2 separate regions of the Homo sapiens genome follow, and region 2 is linked to region 1. A link is an interaction called in ENCODE POLR2A ChIA-PET data of the cell type or tissue named here. Cell type or tissue: HepG2. All regions are shown on one strand. Links, peaks and the distances in the headings refer to the core of each region. The heading gives the core; the rest is flanking DNA. Region 1 has its middle 81 kb from the start of NDUFS5. Region 2 overlaps MACF1 (microtubule actin crosslinking factor 1).

What was found. ChIA-PET counts read pairs that join two places held together with the same protein. Peaks named below come from ENCODE experiments on the same cell type or tissue, not always from the same donor. Only the 100,000 strongest peaks of a DNase experiment are listed, where the experiment ranks them.
Region 2: POLR2A ChIA-PET joins it to region 1 with 10 read pairs; 16 of 35 experiments call an interaction of 5 or more read pairs at or near these places.

Annotation. Positions count from the first base shown.
Region 1 is chr1:39,102,968-39,111,292 of GRCh38, forward strand. It overlaps a transcript of MACF1 not described here. Among named protein-coding and RNA genes, the nearest start is that of NDUFS5, 81 kb to the left of the region's middle. RefSeq lists enhancers at 28-583, 3,158-3,217 and silencers at 2,058-2,147, 2,188-2,717, 2,758-2,897. In HepG2, for the core only: a CTCF peak has its summit at 2,859; DNase peaks (open chromatin) are centred at 2,383, 2,918 and 3,564; H3K4me3 peaks cover 3,244 bases.
Region 2 is chr1:39,209,580-39,217,904 of GRCh38, forward strand. The region is part of intron 1 of MACF1 (microtubule actin crosslinking factor 1); the gene reads left to right. Among named protein-coding and RNA genes, the nearest start is that of MACF1, 9.0 kb to the left of the region's middle. RefSeq lists enhancers at 4,222-4,940, 5,319-5,428 and silencers at 8,002-8,051, 8,172-8,221. In HepG2, for the core only: no CTCF peak of the experiment used is centred there; DNase peaks (open chromatin) are centred at 4,812, 5,912 and 6,162; H3K4me3 peaks cover 2,639 bases.

The DNA of each region.
Region 1 (8,325 bases), core at 273-8,272:
GAACATCAGCCAAACATGTGGACTTCCCCACTTTCCATTCATTAGAAGAATGCATTATTTCAAAATCTCCTGGGAGCATTTAAATGCAAATTTTGTCAAGAAAGCAATTTGAGTCTTAGAGAAGCTCTCTAGCCACAACCTAAAGCAGAAGTTTCTTCTTTGATTTGTGTGTTTCTTAAAAGGAATCTCAACCCCTTGCCTTCTCCCTGCAACGCCCCCAGGTCTTCTCTGATTCTCACAGCGGACTCTTCCCCTTTTTGCCCCTGTTCTTTCTTCACCTTTGGCAAGCATCAGTCACACATCTTGAGGAACCTGCTCACAAAGTGGCGCGTGTAGCAGCCCCAGGTGGGAATGGAGGGACTTTTCTATGTAGTGTAATGGACATAAGGAGGCAGATGTCTGTGTGGGGGTGAGATGTCTGTGTGGAGGTGTTTGTATGCGTGATTTCTGTCTGGGCCTTCTTAGGCCTGCTGGTATAAAATAATATGGGAAATGCAGATGACTCAGCACTGACACAGTCAAGATCCCCAGAGTTAGCATTTCTATATTCTCTGCTGTTTACGAAAAATGTGCTTGTGCCATCAATCAGCAACTCATCCTGCATTTTCCGCTAAAAGCCTTTTACTGAAAAATGCATATACTTCAAACTTATTCCCCTTCTTTTTGTAAACTGAGCTCATTAGCAGCTGACACCAAACTGAGAACTAGTTTTGTTTGTTTGTTTGTTTTAGCACGGAGGATTAAACTGGAAGGAAATGAGCATTTGTCTAAGGATCCTCCCTGTCCTCTTTCAGGCCCTTCCCTGCATGATCTTCATGCCCACAACTTGGGCAGGCCAGCAAAACTTGATGGGAAAAGATATGATTAATGACTTGCTCACCTGATTTCTGATCAGGGTGTGGTGTGGAAACAACCAGCATGCACCTATTAGCGAAAAGCGTCATTTGTTTTACTTGTTACCAATGTGCTGAGCATTGACCAAAATACTTGGCACTACTCACAAGGTACAAAGACACCTTCCCTAGCCTGGGGTTAAGAAGTTTCTCCTTCAAACTCTTGAGAATGGGAACTGGAATGGAAGCCCAAGTCCCAATTTTGGTTGCTCAGTGTTGCATGAATTCTTTTTTTACTTGCTAATGTGCCCTTATTGTGAGATCAGCCAGTGTAACTTCTTACCCACAACCACCTCTCCAGACCTCCTGAAAAATCAAGCTAACAGGGGAGGATAACTGCTAAATGGGGGGTGGCGGGCACAACGTGTCACCTACATTGACCAGAGTTCTTCATTCACTGCTCATGGCTCCAGCGCACTCCATGAATATTGGGATTGAATGATACACAACCGAATGTTGGATCAAATGATGTTGGGAGCTCTGTCCTCAAAATGGCCCCTAATAAATCCCTACCCATATTTTCCAGTTTCCTTTCTTTACTCTTTCCTTTCCCCTGATGACAAAGAATAATTGGCTTCCCCTTTTCTTCCCTGACCAGCTATGCTCCAGAGTCCTTTCTTTGTTCCCTAACAGTCCTGGTTCCGTCTCAGGTTCCCACATTTCTCCCTTTTGATCTCTGTCTCTCTGTTCAGATGGCTGTCACAGTTTAATAATTCTGGAGGGTCTATCCCCTACAGATTTATGTCTCCCTGTCTCTCCTCTTATTCACCCCATGGTGCATTCAGAATCCCGTTTTCGTGCCTCCCTGGGTTGTCATTTCTCAGGCTCTGGCTCCTTGGCCTGGTTTACTTCATGGTGCTGGATCTGCCCCGTCACTTCTTGTTCAGCTTCTTCTGTTTCTGGAAAACCCTTTGTTCCCGGGCTTCTTTGTGGGCTCAGTGTCCTCCGGCCCTACACTGCAGCCCTGTCTGGATCTTGCCCTTGTCCTCGTTCTGACCGCGTCTAGCCCTGGGATCTGAGGCATCGTGGTCTTTTGCCCTCTGCTTTCCCTTCAGTTTCTCCAGGTCCTTCTCCAGCAGCCGCACAGGCCCCGCTGGGTTTCTCTCCAGCCAGGGAGAAACCCTCCTTTGTCCCGCTCCCGGCGGCGTAGGTCAGCGCTGACTGGGGCTCCCGCTCGCCCTGTGGAGCCGGCCCGGGTCTCCCTGCCGTTCGGCCGGCCCAGCCTTTCATCCTGACGCGCGGGGCCTCCCACCCAGCGGGACTCCCGCGTGGGCCGGCCTCTCGCGCCCCTCGGCTCGGGCCCCAGTCCGGGCCGGGCGGGGGTCGGCAGCCCCTGGGGGACCCGTGTGGGCAGCCCGGGCCCAGCCGGCCGCAGCCTGGGGCCGAGGACTCGCCGGGACCCGGAGGCGGCGGGGAGAGGGGGCGGGGAACGGGCCGGGCCTGGCGCTCCTGACAGGAGGAGCCGCCGCCGCCGCCCGCCGCTGCAGCCGCGCCGGGGCGGGCTGAGGGAGGAGCGGAGCCGAGGGGTGAGGACGCGGAAACGCGAGCCGGGACCGGCGGAGCGCGAGCGGGCCGGGTGCGAGCGGACTGAGGAGCGGAGCGCGACTGCCGGGCCGGGCGAGGCGGGCGGACGGCGGAGAGCGAGGGCGCCGTCGCCGTCTCTGAGACGCACAAAGGGTCGAGGCTGGGGCCGCCGCCGCCTCAGCGCGCGGGCCTGGAACCGGCAGCCCCCGGGGCTCGGCGAGAAGGCGGTGCGGGCGGCCATGGCCGGCTACGTGCCGGGTCAGCAGCCGGCCAACCGCAGCCAGGAGAAGGAGTTCGTGCAGGCGTACGAGGATGTGCTGGAGCGGTACAAAGGTAGGGCCGGGGACTGGCCGGCGCTGAGGCCCGCGGGCCGGCGCAGCGTGGCCTTCGGAGCCGGTCGGCTCGGCGGCTGCAGGTGGGGCGGCCGGGCGGGGTCGCACCCACCGCGCGGGGCTTGGCCCTGAGCTGCTGCTTCTCGGGGCCAGTTTATTTACAGAGTTGAGATAAGCCTTCGGAAACCGCCCCCGGGGCAGTCGGCGCGCTCAGAGCGCCAGTTACATGATTTGCCCTATTATCCGGCCCCAGCTGGAAGAAGGCGAGACAAGGCGCTGGCCTGGAGACCGGCCGCCGTGGGGAGTTGCTGGGGAGGAGGAGGAGGAGGAGTTGGGCGCGGGAGAAACCACCCGCTCTGCTCTGGGTGCGAGCTTCCTCCCAGAGGGGCTCGGACCTCTGTGTGCCCGCGGAGAGTCCCTCCCTCGCCCCCTTTTGTCTCTTTGAGTCTCGGATGAGTCGCGTGGAAGCCGAGGTTGGAAAGCACCTTGGTGTCTTCGGGGTGGGGTGGGCAGCGGTGTGGGTGAGTGTGCAGTTTTTGGTGGCGAGACCTTACCCCCTCCATCTCCCCGGGGGTCTGGGCCTGCTGGAGGTAGGGGTCTGTTTTTTTCCTCCCACATAAAGATTTGCCTTGGAGCTCGGATTTCAGCCCTGAAGGCTCTCTTGCGAGACACTTCTGCAAGTTAATGCCTAATCTGCGCCTTGGGTGTATGGGGAGAAAGTTTTGACAGACAAGAGGGCCTGTGGACTGCATTTCCCTAACTGCTGTAGGTGCCCCTGAATGGAAGCCAGGGATGCGTGGCCTTGGGAGGCCCTTGCCTTGATCTTTAACATCCGGTTCTGGGAGTTTGCTTTGGCTGGCAGTTATGCTTTCCACAGACGGGGAGATTTTCCCAGAAACGACACAGGCAGCACTTTTCCCCATTTTATTCAGCTCGGGCCCTTGTGACTAGGCCCTTAGTTTCTTTTTATCTGAAGGAGAGGAAACTTCAGCCCCTATGACTGAGTCCAGCGTACTTGTTTACAGCACCTATCCAGTGAAGGGAAACTAATGAAGAAGCTGTAAAACGCCCCCCCTCTCCCCCCTCCCCCCCACTTTTTTTTTCTTGTGGCATTGGAACTCTGCTTGGGAATGCAGCAGGAAAAAAGTAGAGATGAAATGCGAAAAAAGACCTACTAGGGTTTTTGCTTGTTCCCTCTGCATCAGCTCCTGTAAACTGTCCAGCTTTTCCTGCCTGCAGCAAGTTTTCTGTCAACCCCCTGTGGTCTTTCTTTTTAAGAAATGTGGTTCATTTCAGAGCACAAAGAGGTTAGATTGTGCTGCTGAACTTCATTGAAAAAATGCTGCTCAGTGAATGGTTGCATTAAGTTTCCTTTGCAGGCTTTTGAGTAACACTGCTCTCTTCAGAGAGAGGAGATACATTAGGACCGTCCCGGGCTGTGACAGCTTCAAACCAGCAGAATTAAGACCCAAAATAGGTGAAGAAATCTCAGCACCTCACTGGATGGTAGTACTGGTGACCTCCAGCGGAAAGGAAGTTGGACTCCTAGCAAATGAGGCTGGGAAAGAAGGGGGCAGTAGGGCTTGTTCCAGGAGAGACCTCTTTTGTTCAGTTTTTTTTTTTTAGCTGTCTCACTCAGTTTGGCTTTCCTCTGAAGGGCCTTGATCAGGTGTATAGGAACTTAATCCTTCCCAGACACAGGTCTCTTTCTTGAGGGGAGGAATGAGTTAAAAATGGTTGCCCAAAGTAAATTACCTCGAGTTGTATACGGTGGTCGTGCAGTCTGCTCTTCTGATCGGTGCAGAACAATCTCTCTTCCCCCCACTGCACCGTTCTCACTGGGAGGTCAGAGTGGCTTAGCATCCGGGCCTTTGTTACTTTGCTTATGGAATTCCTGCATTTTCCAGACTTAGAAATCCCCGTACTACCTTAATAGGAGAACAGTTTGTCTAAGCAGAGGAGTGAGCTGGAATCTATAGAGTGACCAGGGGAAGGAGTTTGTGAGGATCATGCCACGTATTGGTTTTGGAAAGAGATGGGAAAATAGATATTGATGATGGTGGGGTGTTCTAGACCCTTATTGGCTGGTCACCACATTACTTGGATCTCTCTCTGCTGCTATTAATTTGTAGTCACCTCATTATACAGGCTGAAGCAGGATTTTTATATGCAGAAGGAGAGCTAAAATTTTCAGCTGCCTAAACTGCCCCTAGGGCCAATGGGAGAAGGGCAGTAATGTATTTGGAGTGTGAGGGAAGCAGAGCTGTGTGTAGTGCAGCTGTATTAGGAATGGTAGTCAAGTATGGGTTTTCCAGAACTGTGCTTGGCAACCATTTTTTTTTTTTTTTCTGTGTGGTGGCAGTGAGCATGGTCTTGGCAGGATTAGATGATTCAGCATGGAAATAAATGCTCTCCCTTATTTCCTAAATGTCCCAAAGGTTCTTTCAGATAGCTGGCCAGTAAACAGGAGGCATTAGATAATAACACTGGATTCTAACAGTTCAGAGTGGGCAGCAGCCAAGAGAACCAGGGTATATCCTTCATTTCCCCAATTCTCTGACAGTCATTAAAGTCTCTCTTGGAGGTGCCACAATGTTAGATGCCAGAATTCTGAATGAGATCTGGTTCCTGCCCTTGGTTATTCCATCTAGTAAGGGAAAGATACTTGCAAACAAGTAGTTGTCATACTGTGATAAGTGCTAGAACAGAGATAGTATGGAAGCCAGAGGAAGGCTGAAACCCTATTTGGATTTACCTGGGAGATTTGACAAAGGAGGTGACATGAGAGGGTTTTTTTTTTTTTTTTTTTTTTGAGACGGAGTCTCACTCTGCTGCCCAGGCTGGAGTGCAGTGGCACGATCTCCACTCACTGCAAGCTCTGCCTCGCGGTTCACGCCGGAGGAAATTAAGAAGGAATAGTCAGGGAGGTAGGAGAACCAGGATTTTATTCCTCTCCTAGGATAGAGACCAACTCTACTGAAGAAGCAGGTCACATATGAGCATAGTTTTAGGTTTTAAAGAGGTGGTTAAAAACCAGCACACTTGGTTGATGGTGGTTGGTTAAGACAGAATTAGACTTTTGTTTTCACAAAGCTTTAAGGACTAAATAGTCTTTACTTGCTGGGCTGGGCTAGGAATAAAAGAGAACATTCACATTTCAACATTGGTAACATCTATCTGGTACTTATGAAATTCAGAATTGTCACTAAGTGTTGTGGGTTATACGAAGCTAGTTAGGACCAATTTTCATTTATCCTAGTGCAGAAAATAACTTATAAAACTTACTGCACAGAGGGTTACAAGTGAAGAGTCTGCATATTACTTAATGTACAAAATTGATATCGTAGAAAGACTATGCTTTGGATTTCTTCTGTTGTGGGCTCCAGTCCTAGTTTTTGCCAGTTAATTTCTACTGTGTGACCTTGGAAAAGATTTCTCTCATCTTTTGGGTTTCTCATCTGTTAAAATAGGGATGATAATACTAATTTCTTGGGATTCATGAGAATATAAATGAGCTCTGGGCATATATTTGTCCTTTAATGTTCCATTTTATTTTACTTTACTTTATTTTGAGGTGGAATCTTGCTCTGTTGCTCAGGCTGGGATGCAGTGGCACGATCTCACCTCACTGCAACCTCTGCCTCCCAGGTTCAAGCAATTCTCCTGCCTCAGCCTCCTGAATAGCTGGGATTACAGGTGCACGCCACCATGCCTGGCTAATTTTTTCTATATTTTTTTTTAGTAGAGATGGGGTTTCACCATGTTGGCCAGGCTGGTCTTGAACTCCTGACCTTGTGGTCTGCCTGCCTCAGCCTCCCAAAGTGCTGGGATTACAGGCGTGAGCCATTGCACCTGGCCTATTTTATTTTTTAACTCTTTTCTCTCCTTTTTTTTTTTTCTATCTCCTACCAGAAGGAACCTTTAATGTTTAGAAAAACGTTGATTTATATCTTATTTAAGCTTTATAATATCCTGAAGGATAGTATTACACAGATGAATAAATTTAGGCACAGAGACTTAAAATTACTGTCTAAGAGCCAGGCTCCAGATTTCTGGGTGAAGGTTTCACATTGTATCACAGAAGGGAGTTTTAAAATCACAGTAGATGACTTGGGCTAAGTGAGAAATTGTGAAAATGCTTTAATTGTTAGTATCATTATTGTTGTTAGTTTTAGTTTCTGAAGTATAGTCACACACTTTAAGTGACATACATTTCCAGATCTCTGAACTGTGGAGAATTTCTTTTCCCCTTATTATGGGAGAAGTTTTACGATATATAAATCACATTGAAATTTTCATACAAAAATAATACAAAATAAAATAAAATACAAAAAATACAAGAAATAAATACAAAAATAATTTTTAAAATAGTACAAAATGATGAAATTTTGTTAACACAGTGATTGGAAAATATGGGTTGAGGATTTGGGATTGTTTACCTAAGTGACGCTCTGAAGCAACCTTTTGGTTATATGTAGATTCAGCTTATTTATCCTTTTTAGTGGATGTTGTTCTTTTTTTTTTTTTTTTTTTTTTGAGACAGGGTCTTGCTTTGTTGCCCAGGCTAGAGTGCAGTGTGGTGAGATCAGGGCTAACTGCAGCCTTCACCTCTCAGGCTCAAGTGATCTTCCTACCTCAGCCTCCCAAGTAGCTGGGACTAACAGGCATGTGCCACCATGCCTGGCTAATTTTTAAGTATTTTGAAGAGAAAAGGTCTCACTATGTTGCCCAGGCTGGTCTCAACCCCCTGGCCTCAAGTGATCATCCTGCCTTGGCCTCACAAACTGCTGAGATTACAGGCTTGAGCCACCGTGCCTGGCCTACACTCAGTTTTTAAGTTCCTTTTTAGATCAAAGTCCTAGAGTTGGAGTGGATAGTTTTTAGCCAGAACAAAAGAGTAAGTGCTACTTCTGGACATGAACACTGTTAATTCAGAAAGTGAGTCAAGTCAGTCTGCTGGGAAATCACAAGTTTTGGCCACATTCATGCTGTTGAAATAATAAAATGTGTCCATGTGCTAACAGTGCTTATGGGAGCTACTGCCTTGTCTTGGGCTTGTTGGCAAATGACGTAATACAAACCAGGGAAATGCACCAGCGTAAGCCTATTATACTGGTATTTTTCAGTGCCAATTCCAGGTTTAAGAGATCATGGTGGAAAGAATACTTCAGAGTGCATATCTGAGAACAGAAACATCCCAAGATCAAAAGTCACAAATGAACAATTATAGATTGTAAGGAGTCTGTTGTGTTTTCTCAGTGTTCTTGAAAACACCCAGTCTTTACTCCTTTTTCTAAGTAAGGTTGGCCCTTTCAGCTTCTGATAATTATATATTGAGCCATGTTGTGACTAGGTTGTATGGAATGCTAGAGCTCCTGTTTTTACTCTCATGGTTTTGATTGGAGTTGAAGCCTCTCTCGTCTGGCTTCTATTGGTGGCATTTACTAATTTTCTGGCCTGGTAAATGGCTTGTGGTAGCTAAGAATGTTTATTCCAGTTTTTTGGAGACAGGGTCACCCATGTCAGAGTGCAGTTGATACCATTGTGTAGCTCACTCTAACCTCAAACCCCCGGGC
Region 2 (8,325 bases), core at 177-8,176, 110 kb after region 1:
ATCCAAACTATATGAAATACAGTCTAAGATTGTATTCCATCACCTCCCCATCCTGGGTTTTTTTTTATTTAAAGCAGTTCCCTTTATCATACTATTGGGTTATATTAAACCTAAGATCAATTATAAAATGGCCAAACCTTGTACATGAATTGTTGTTGTCTCCCTTCTAGTCGCTGCTATGCCCTTGGTTTTCTTGAACTTCAGCATAAGACTTATAGGTATCCTAGAGCCAGGCATGGTGGTTCACGCCTGTAATCCTAGCACTTTGGGAGGTCAAGGCATGGGGATCACTTGAGGTCAGGAATTTGAGACCAGCTTGGCCAACATGGTGAAACCCCATCTCTACCAAAAAATAAAAAAATTAGCTGGGTGTGGTGGTGTGCGCCTGTAATCCCAGCTACTTGGGAGGCTGAGGTGGGAGAATCACTTGAACCCAGGAGGCAGAGGTTGCAGTGAGCCAAGATTGCACCCCTGCATTCCAGCCTGGGCAACAGAGTGAGACTCCATCTCAGGAGAAAAAAAAAAAAAAGACTTACAGGTATTCTAGTTAAATTTTGTCCTGTGAGATTTGGTGCAGGCTTCTAACCTTTTGAGATTTCTTTGAGCTTTAATTCTTCCATTTATGGCAATAACTGTGTGTCCTCCATTTGTGTCATCTACAAACTAGTTAAGTGCATAAAAGGAACTCAGATATTTGAATAAATGGTCATATATCTAACATATCTTTGCTCAAATAGCTAAAGCATTAGAATGTTTAATCAAGGTAGAGTCTTTGTCTTTTCCATTCCTTTCCTTTTTTTAAAAAAAAAAAAGAGACGAGGTTTTGCTATGTTGCCCATCCTGAACTTGAATTTCAAGCCTCCTCCCACCTTAGCCTCCCAAGTAGCTGGGACTATAGGCACCCTCTACCATGCCTGGCTCTTTTTCTTTCCTTTGCATTTTTTTTTTCTTAAAGATTTGTATGGTGTAGTAGAAAAACCACTTAACTTGGAATCAGAAGATCTAGGCTCTAAGCTCTTGCTCTTCTGCTTACATGTTGGACTGGTCACTTACTTCCTCTGGTCTTCAAATTTCTAGGCTGTTTGAGAAGAAAAAAGACTAAGGTCTCTAACTTTCTGTGATTCTGATTCAGTTCGATCATCTGGCCTGTTCTTGGAAGTCATATGGAATTGTGGTTGAGAGCAGGTTGAGAGTCTGGAGTCAGATTGCCTATGTTTTTATCCTAGTTCTGCCACTACTGGCTGAGTGACATTAGTTTATCTGGGCCTCTGTTTTCCTCATCTGCAAAATGGGTTTAATTATGCTGCTTGGTTGTTTTGACTTAGTTGTTTTCCCCTCTCTCCCTCCCTCCCTCCCTCTCTCTTTCCCTTCTTTCCCTCCTTCCCTCCCTCCCTCGCTCCCTTTTTTGATGGAGTCTTGCTTTGTCGCCCAGGCTGGAGTGCAGTGGCATAATCTCAGCTCACTGCAACCTCTGCCTCCTGGGTTCAAGTGATTCTCCTGCCTCAGCCTCCCGAGTAGCTGGGATTACAGGTGTCTGCCACCACACCCAGTTTAATTTTTGTATTTTTAGTAGAAGTGGGGTTTTACCATGTTGGCCAGGCTGAACTTGAACTCCTGACCTCAAGTGATCCGTCCATCTTGGCCTCTCAGAGTTCTGGGATTACATGCATGAGCCACCACGCCCAGCCTTGACTTAGTTCTTAGAACACATTCTGCATGTGGTAAGGAATATGTGATTATTTACCATCATTATTAGAATTTTTTCACATAAGATAACATTGAAGACATAGTGCTTTCCTGTGAACTGTTGGGATGAAACAGTAATTGTCCTTATTTTTTAATTTTTTAAATTTAAAAAAAATTTCATATATAGAGACCGGGTTTCTCCATGTTGCCCATGCTGGTCTCGAACTCCTGGACTCAAGCAATCCTCCACGTCGGCCTCCCAAAGTGCTGGGATTACAGGCTTGAGCCACCGGCACCCGGCCTGTCTTTATAGTTAGTAATTAAGAAATGTGACATGCCGGGCATGGTGGCTCACGCCTGTAATCCTGACATTTTGGGAGGCTGAGGTGGGTGGATCATGAGGTCAGGAGCTCAAAACCAGCCTGGCCAAGATGGTAAAACCCTGTCTCTACTAAAAATACAAAAATTAGCCAGGTGCTGTGGTGGGCGCCTGTAATCCCAGCTACTTGGGAAGTGGAGGCAGGAGAATCGCTTGAACCCGAGAGGCAGAGGTTGCAGCGAGCCGAGATCAAGCCACTGCACTCTAGCCTGGGCAACAGAGCAAGACTCTGTCTCAAAAAAAAGAAATGTGACAGAACCCAATACAGAGGTATATAAAAAGTAGGTGATATATTATGATCACTGTTTTATACGTTAAGAAAGATGTTTGTGTCTTTTATATCCTTAATAGTGGGTGATTTTGGCATTTTAGGAAAGACATTAAGTATATACCTTCAATTTTCTTTGTTTCTGTAAGAAAGCCAGTAGCTGTCAATTCTCAGATAACTTCTGACCACATGTGGAAATACTGGCCTGAACCTCTTCCCTCCACTCACCCTTTTCAAGATCTGCAGGTAGCAGCCAGACTTAAACTTTTTCCTACCTTTAACAGGAAATGACAAAAGTTGGGAAAAAAAGAAGGGGAATGGCTCGGATGACTCTACTGGCCCATCTCCTCTGGATAGTTAAGAGCTGACTGTCCTAATCAAAGTCCTCTCCTCCATTGCAGCAGAACTTGCCTCTTTTTGAGGCTCAGGACCTCTTGGGAACTTGAAGGGAAGGCCTGTCTCCTGTAGGTAGACTGACCTTGTCCCCAAGACTCTACCCTACTTTTCTCAGTCTGCAGTGCCGTTAGGAGAAATAGGTTCTGCTTGAGTGCCAGGGAATTTAGGAGATGGCAGATTTTGGTTCACTTTCCTCCAACTTCACCCAGTAATTATTATTTTGATTTTTAGAGACTGTGAATTCAGTATTTCTAGAAGTTGCCACATGTGTTCATTTTGGATGTGTCCTAAATCTCTGGTCAACCAGTTAAGTATTTTTTATTTTTTATTTTGAGACATAGTCTCATTCTGTCGCCCCGGCTGGAGTGCAGTGGCGCAATCTCGGCTCACAGCAACCTCTGCCTCTGGAGTTCAAGTGATTCTCGTGCCTCAGCCTCCCAGGTATCTGGAATTACAGGCATGTGCCGCCATGCCCGGCTAATTTTTGTATTTTTTTAGTAGAGGTGGGGTTTCGCCATGTTGGCCAGGGTGGTCTCTAACTCCTTACCTCAAGTGATCTGCCCACCTTGGCCTCCCAAAAGTGCTGGCATTATAGGCGTAAGCCACTGTGCCTGGCCGAGTTAAATGTTTTTATTTGTTACCCTTCCCAAGAATATTTCACCTTCTTACATATACAACTCCTATGCCTTTGTTTGTTTATTCTGGTTTAGGTCCTTCTCAGAGACAGCAGGGTATAACAGGGAGCACAGCTTTGGAGCTGGACAAATGGACATGTAATCTTGGTCAAGTTATTTAACCTTTTAAAGTCCTAGAATTTTTATCTCTAAAATGGAAATGATAATATCTTTCTTGGAGAATTGTTGGGATTAAATGAAATGATATTTAAAGTTTTTAGCACATTAACTGTGAACTAACAGTTATAGTAAATGTTCAGTTAATTTTAGCTTAGGTTATTGAGTACCTTCTAAATGTGATAGAGATGGGGTTATGGAGACAAAAGAGTCCCTACACTCAGATAATTTATTTTTTTATTTTTTATTTTTGAGAGAGTCTCGCTCTGTGGCCCAGGCTGGAGTGCAGTGGCACAATCTCGGCTCACTGCAACTTCTACCTCCCGGGTTCAAGCAGTTCTCCTGCCTCAGCCTCTCAAGTAGCTGGGATTACAGGCATGTGCCACCACGCCCAGCTAATTTTTTTTGTATTTTAGTTAGAGTCGGGGTTTTACCGTGTTGGCCCCAGGGTGGTCTCGAACTCCTGAGCTCAGGCAGTTTACCCGCCTTGGCCTCCTAAAGTGCTAGGATTACAGGCGTGAGCCACTGCACTCAGTCTCACTCAGGGAATTTAAATCTGATAAAGGAAGAGGTTACTAGATATGAGTCAGGAAATGTTCATTCCTTTTTTTCTCTCTTCCCTATTTCTTATGCATTCCTTTTCCCAGTACGAGGCAAATTCTAGGAGGACCCTTCATCTCCAAGGCTAAAAAGAGTCTTATAAGAGGGACAAACTGAGTACAGTTGTCACAGGTTATCAGGGTGACTGAGAGCTTAGTCTAGGCGGGATAAAGTCAGCTGTGAGAACCTTTATTAGTAAGCAGTAACAGGATTATTAGCAGTTTGTAGGTGGGAGGGATACCCACTTGGGAGTGAAGTTGTCAAGCAACTGAGGCAGGTCATAGGGCTTGTTTAAACTGAATGGTCTGCTAGGAAAGCTTGCATTTACTTTTTTTCATTTGTAGTCGTTTGGGCTAATCTCTGGAAACTTGCTTTCCTAGGTGCTGCCCCTCCTCCCTCCCTGCCTTCAGGAACAGGATTGAAAGCAGCATTAGCCTGAAGAAGTCGTTCTATTTAGGGAGCTAGAGCAGAGGGCCAGTGATTAGGCCCTTATCTGCAGCGGGGCCTTTTTGAGTGGTGTGGGGCAGGGCTGCAGTGTCTGTCCTGACACCCACAGAGGCTGGACTTTTCTGTCCCCTGGTTGGGTTAGAACTGTGAAGAACCAATAGAAGGGCTGGGCCAGCTGAATGAAAAAGCCCTTCATTGTGTTTCTTCAACATTCCAGTGTCTGGTACAATTAGCCAAGACTCGGAAAACAAGTTGGACAAACAAGCAGGCAGCCTTCTACTGATGGATGAAAGGATTTCTGGCACAGCTGAGTTAAGTGCACTGACTGTAAAGACAGAGTAGGAGGATCTGGGAAGAAGAAGGGGACTTTGGAATGCCATTCCTGGCTGTGAGGGGAAAGAATGGAGCAACAAGCAAACGGTATTTTTGAAGCTGATAAAATTTGCTGTGATAATCTACCTGGGAGGCTGGCTGAGGCGAGGCTGGCTGAGGTGGGGCTACTCTGTAAAGTAGGTGGAATCACTGGGGAGTTACTGACTCTTCCCTTTTGGCAGCTGTAAGTGCGGGGAAGGGAAACTTTCTTTGGAATCTAGGGATCTGTTCACAGTGGACGGTGAGTGTATGAGCTTGCTCCATTATAGTCTCTCCCATCATGAGACCTTCTCATTTGGTTAACACTATATGTACTTCTGCCTGAGAAGAGGCACACCTGAGGAGCAAGTTGTTGGGCAATGGATGCACTGTTCCTGACTTGGCAGTAAACCACTTAGCTCACCAGCTCTCCTGCAACTAAGATTCACCACATTACAAGCTTCTGCTCTGCAAATGGAGGGTAACTCAAAGACCAGTTTCTTCCTACTCAGGTTTACTCACTTCATACCTTGACTGGACTTTTGCATATGGAGCTCTCCCCTCTGTACGCTCTATTGGTCTGGAAACACAGAGTTGGTGCTACTTTTGAACAGCATGCAGCATGCTATATGCCTGAGACATGGACCCAGTTTTTGGAAGTGCCCTAGGGAGGAGCTTCCTCTCTGACCTCAAGGGAAGAAGGAGGTCAGTAGGAAGTGGTGGGTGGAGCCACTTCTCTGTTCTGCTGTCTCCTCTCTACACCTCACAGCCCTTTTTGAGGAGCTGCGAAGGGTGCACAGGCCAGTAGCTGGAGGTTCTTTGGTACCCCCTCCTTTTAGGTGGGGTCAGCAGACACAGGGGCGCCATGTGGCCGAGTTACCAAGATGAACACGAGTTCAACGCCCACCTGGTTTGTCGCATGTGCTGTATGGGTTAGTATGTGAAGTTTTTTTTTTTTTTGCTTGTCCGGGCCTGAGGATCCCAAATAGCCCTTGCTCTCATTGACTCATAGGAATGCATGGACTTCGAAGCCTTGTGGTGTTACAACCTTTAGGCTTGTTAAAATGTGCAGTGGAATAGATTGGGGTGCCCTACTTCCTGGGGAACTTCTTAAGCTTGCAGTAACTGGCAGTTAAGAGCCCAAGCTTTGGGTGTAGAACTTTTTTTATAGAGACTGAATTCATGCTCATGCTTCTGCCTGTATCAGGAAACCACTTTTAAGGTATGTTGCATAGTGCTGAAAGTCCAGAGTGTATTTTTAGCAGAAGTTGGTTGGTTACGGAGTCCACCTCTGAGCAGACTGGCGGGAGGATGGGGGGTGGGAGGGAGGAGTCATGGCCTATGTTTCCTCTTTGGGGCTTATTGCTAGTTCTTTTACACTTTACTCTGCCAGCTGTGACAGAGAGAGAAAAAGACTCAAAGATGATCTGGGGTCAGGGACCTAAATAAGAGAGGCTAGGGGAAGAGTCATGTTAGCTGTGACTTAGATCTCTCTTGATAAGGCATCATTAAATAATGATTATTTAAGTAATGTCCTGTGGCCTTGAACAAGTGACTTAACCTTTTTGGCCGTAGGTTTCCTTGGTTTCAAAATTGTAGGGTATACAGACTGGTGCTAGACTGAGAGACATCAATTCTCTGTAAAATGAAAAAAGATAAAGAAAATGTAGTGTGTCTTTCATAAAGCTAAACTTAAAGAATTGTCTTTTATTCTGAAATTGTCTCTCCTACTTTCTAATGTTAAAATATCCTTTATTTTATGAAAGAATTGTTATTATATGGTAGTGTGTTTTTAAGATATCCCTACTTAGCAAAATGAAAAGTGACAACTTCTGTTAGGCTTTCTGATTTATTGTGGAACATGTATTTGTCTATGAAATCTTAGTTTGGGAACCACTGGTTTGGTAATCTACTATCTTTTGATTTTATACTTTGAGTCTCTAACAAGGAGCAAAATTGTGACCCAAATAGGCAGATTTTCATTAAAATTGAAGTAACTAGTTGTTTGATGAAGAGGAGACCTTAGAAAAATCTCAGAGAAGGAGAGCAACAGAACTAGGGTTCTGATCAGTCTCCTGACTCCTAGGCTAGTGCTTGCAAGTATTTAGGTGCTTTTTGAGGAAAAAAAGCTGCCATAGCAATAATGCTTGGGGCACAGAGGGGGCAATTTTAGTGGTCTACTTTTTTTTTTTATCTTTCCTGTATCATTGAGATTTCTTCCCTGGAACCTAGAAGAAAGAATTGCCTATATCTAAAAGTGCTTGGAGATAAACGTATAGCAAAAGGGCCTTTCCTGTAACCAACAAAGAAGTATAGGAAAGTCTAAAATCTTTATTGAAAGTTTCAGGGCAAAAACGTAATGTAGCCCCATCTCCCCCAATCCCACATAATCCCCTAAAGGCACTGTAGACTAATAGCTAAGAAAATGGGCTTGGCATCAACTGTCTACACGGGGTTCCTACTCCACCACTTAACAACAAAACCAACTGGGGACATTGCTTAACCTTTCTCTAGCTCGGTTACCTCATTTTTTATTTTTCTTTTTTTCATATCACCGTAAAATAAAATCACTTGTATAGGGAGAATGAATGAAGATTAGCAGTGGATTTTCATGTTATATACTTTTCACATTATATTACTACTGTAACTACCAGCTAGCATTTATTAACTTATTATGTGTGAGAGACTAGGCTAAGTGCTTTCATATCATATACTCCTCACAATCACTTCATGATTTAGGGTCTATTTTATTTTATTTTATTTTATTTTATTTTATTTTATTTTATTTTATTTTAGAGACGGAGTCTTACTCTGTTGCTCAGGCTGGAGTGCAGTGGTATGATCTTGGCTCACTGCAGCCTCCACCTCAGGGGCTCAAACGATTCTCCTGCCTCAGCCTTCCAAGTAGCTGGAATTACAGGCACGCATCACCACACCTGGCTAATTTTTGTATTTTTGGTAGAGATGGGGTTTCGCCATGTTGCCTTGGCTGGTCTTGAGTTCCTGACCTCAAGTGATCCCTCTCAAAAAAATAAAAATAAATAAAATTACTATTCAAACCTCATTGCTTAAAAAAGGGATTAAAACAGACTCTAAATCAGCCGGGTGTGGTGGCTCATGCCTATAATCGCAGCACTTTGGGAGGCCAAGGAGGGCGGATCAGTTGAGGTCAAGAGTTCAAGACCAGCCTGAGCAATATGGTGAAACCCCATCTCTACCAAAAATACAAGTTAGCAGGGTGTGGTGGCGTGCGCCTATAGTCCCAGCTACTGGGGGTGGGGTTGGGGGCGCGGCTGAGGAGGGAAGATCGCTTGAGCCTGGGAGGCAGAGATTTCAGTGAGCCGGGATCCACTCCAGCCTGGGTGATAGAGCAAGACCCTGTCTCAAAAAAAAAAAAAAAAAGAGGT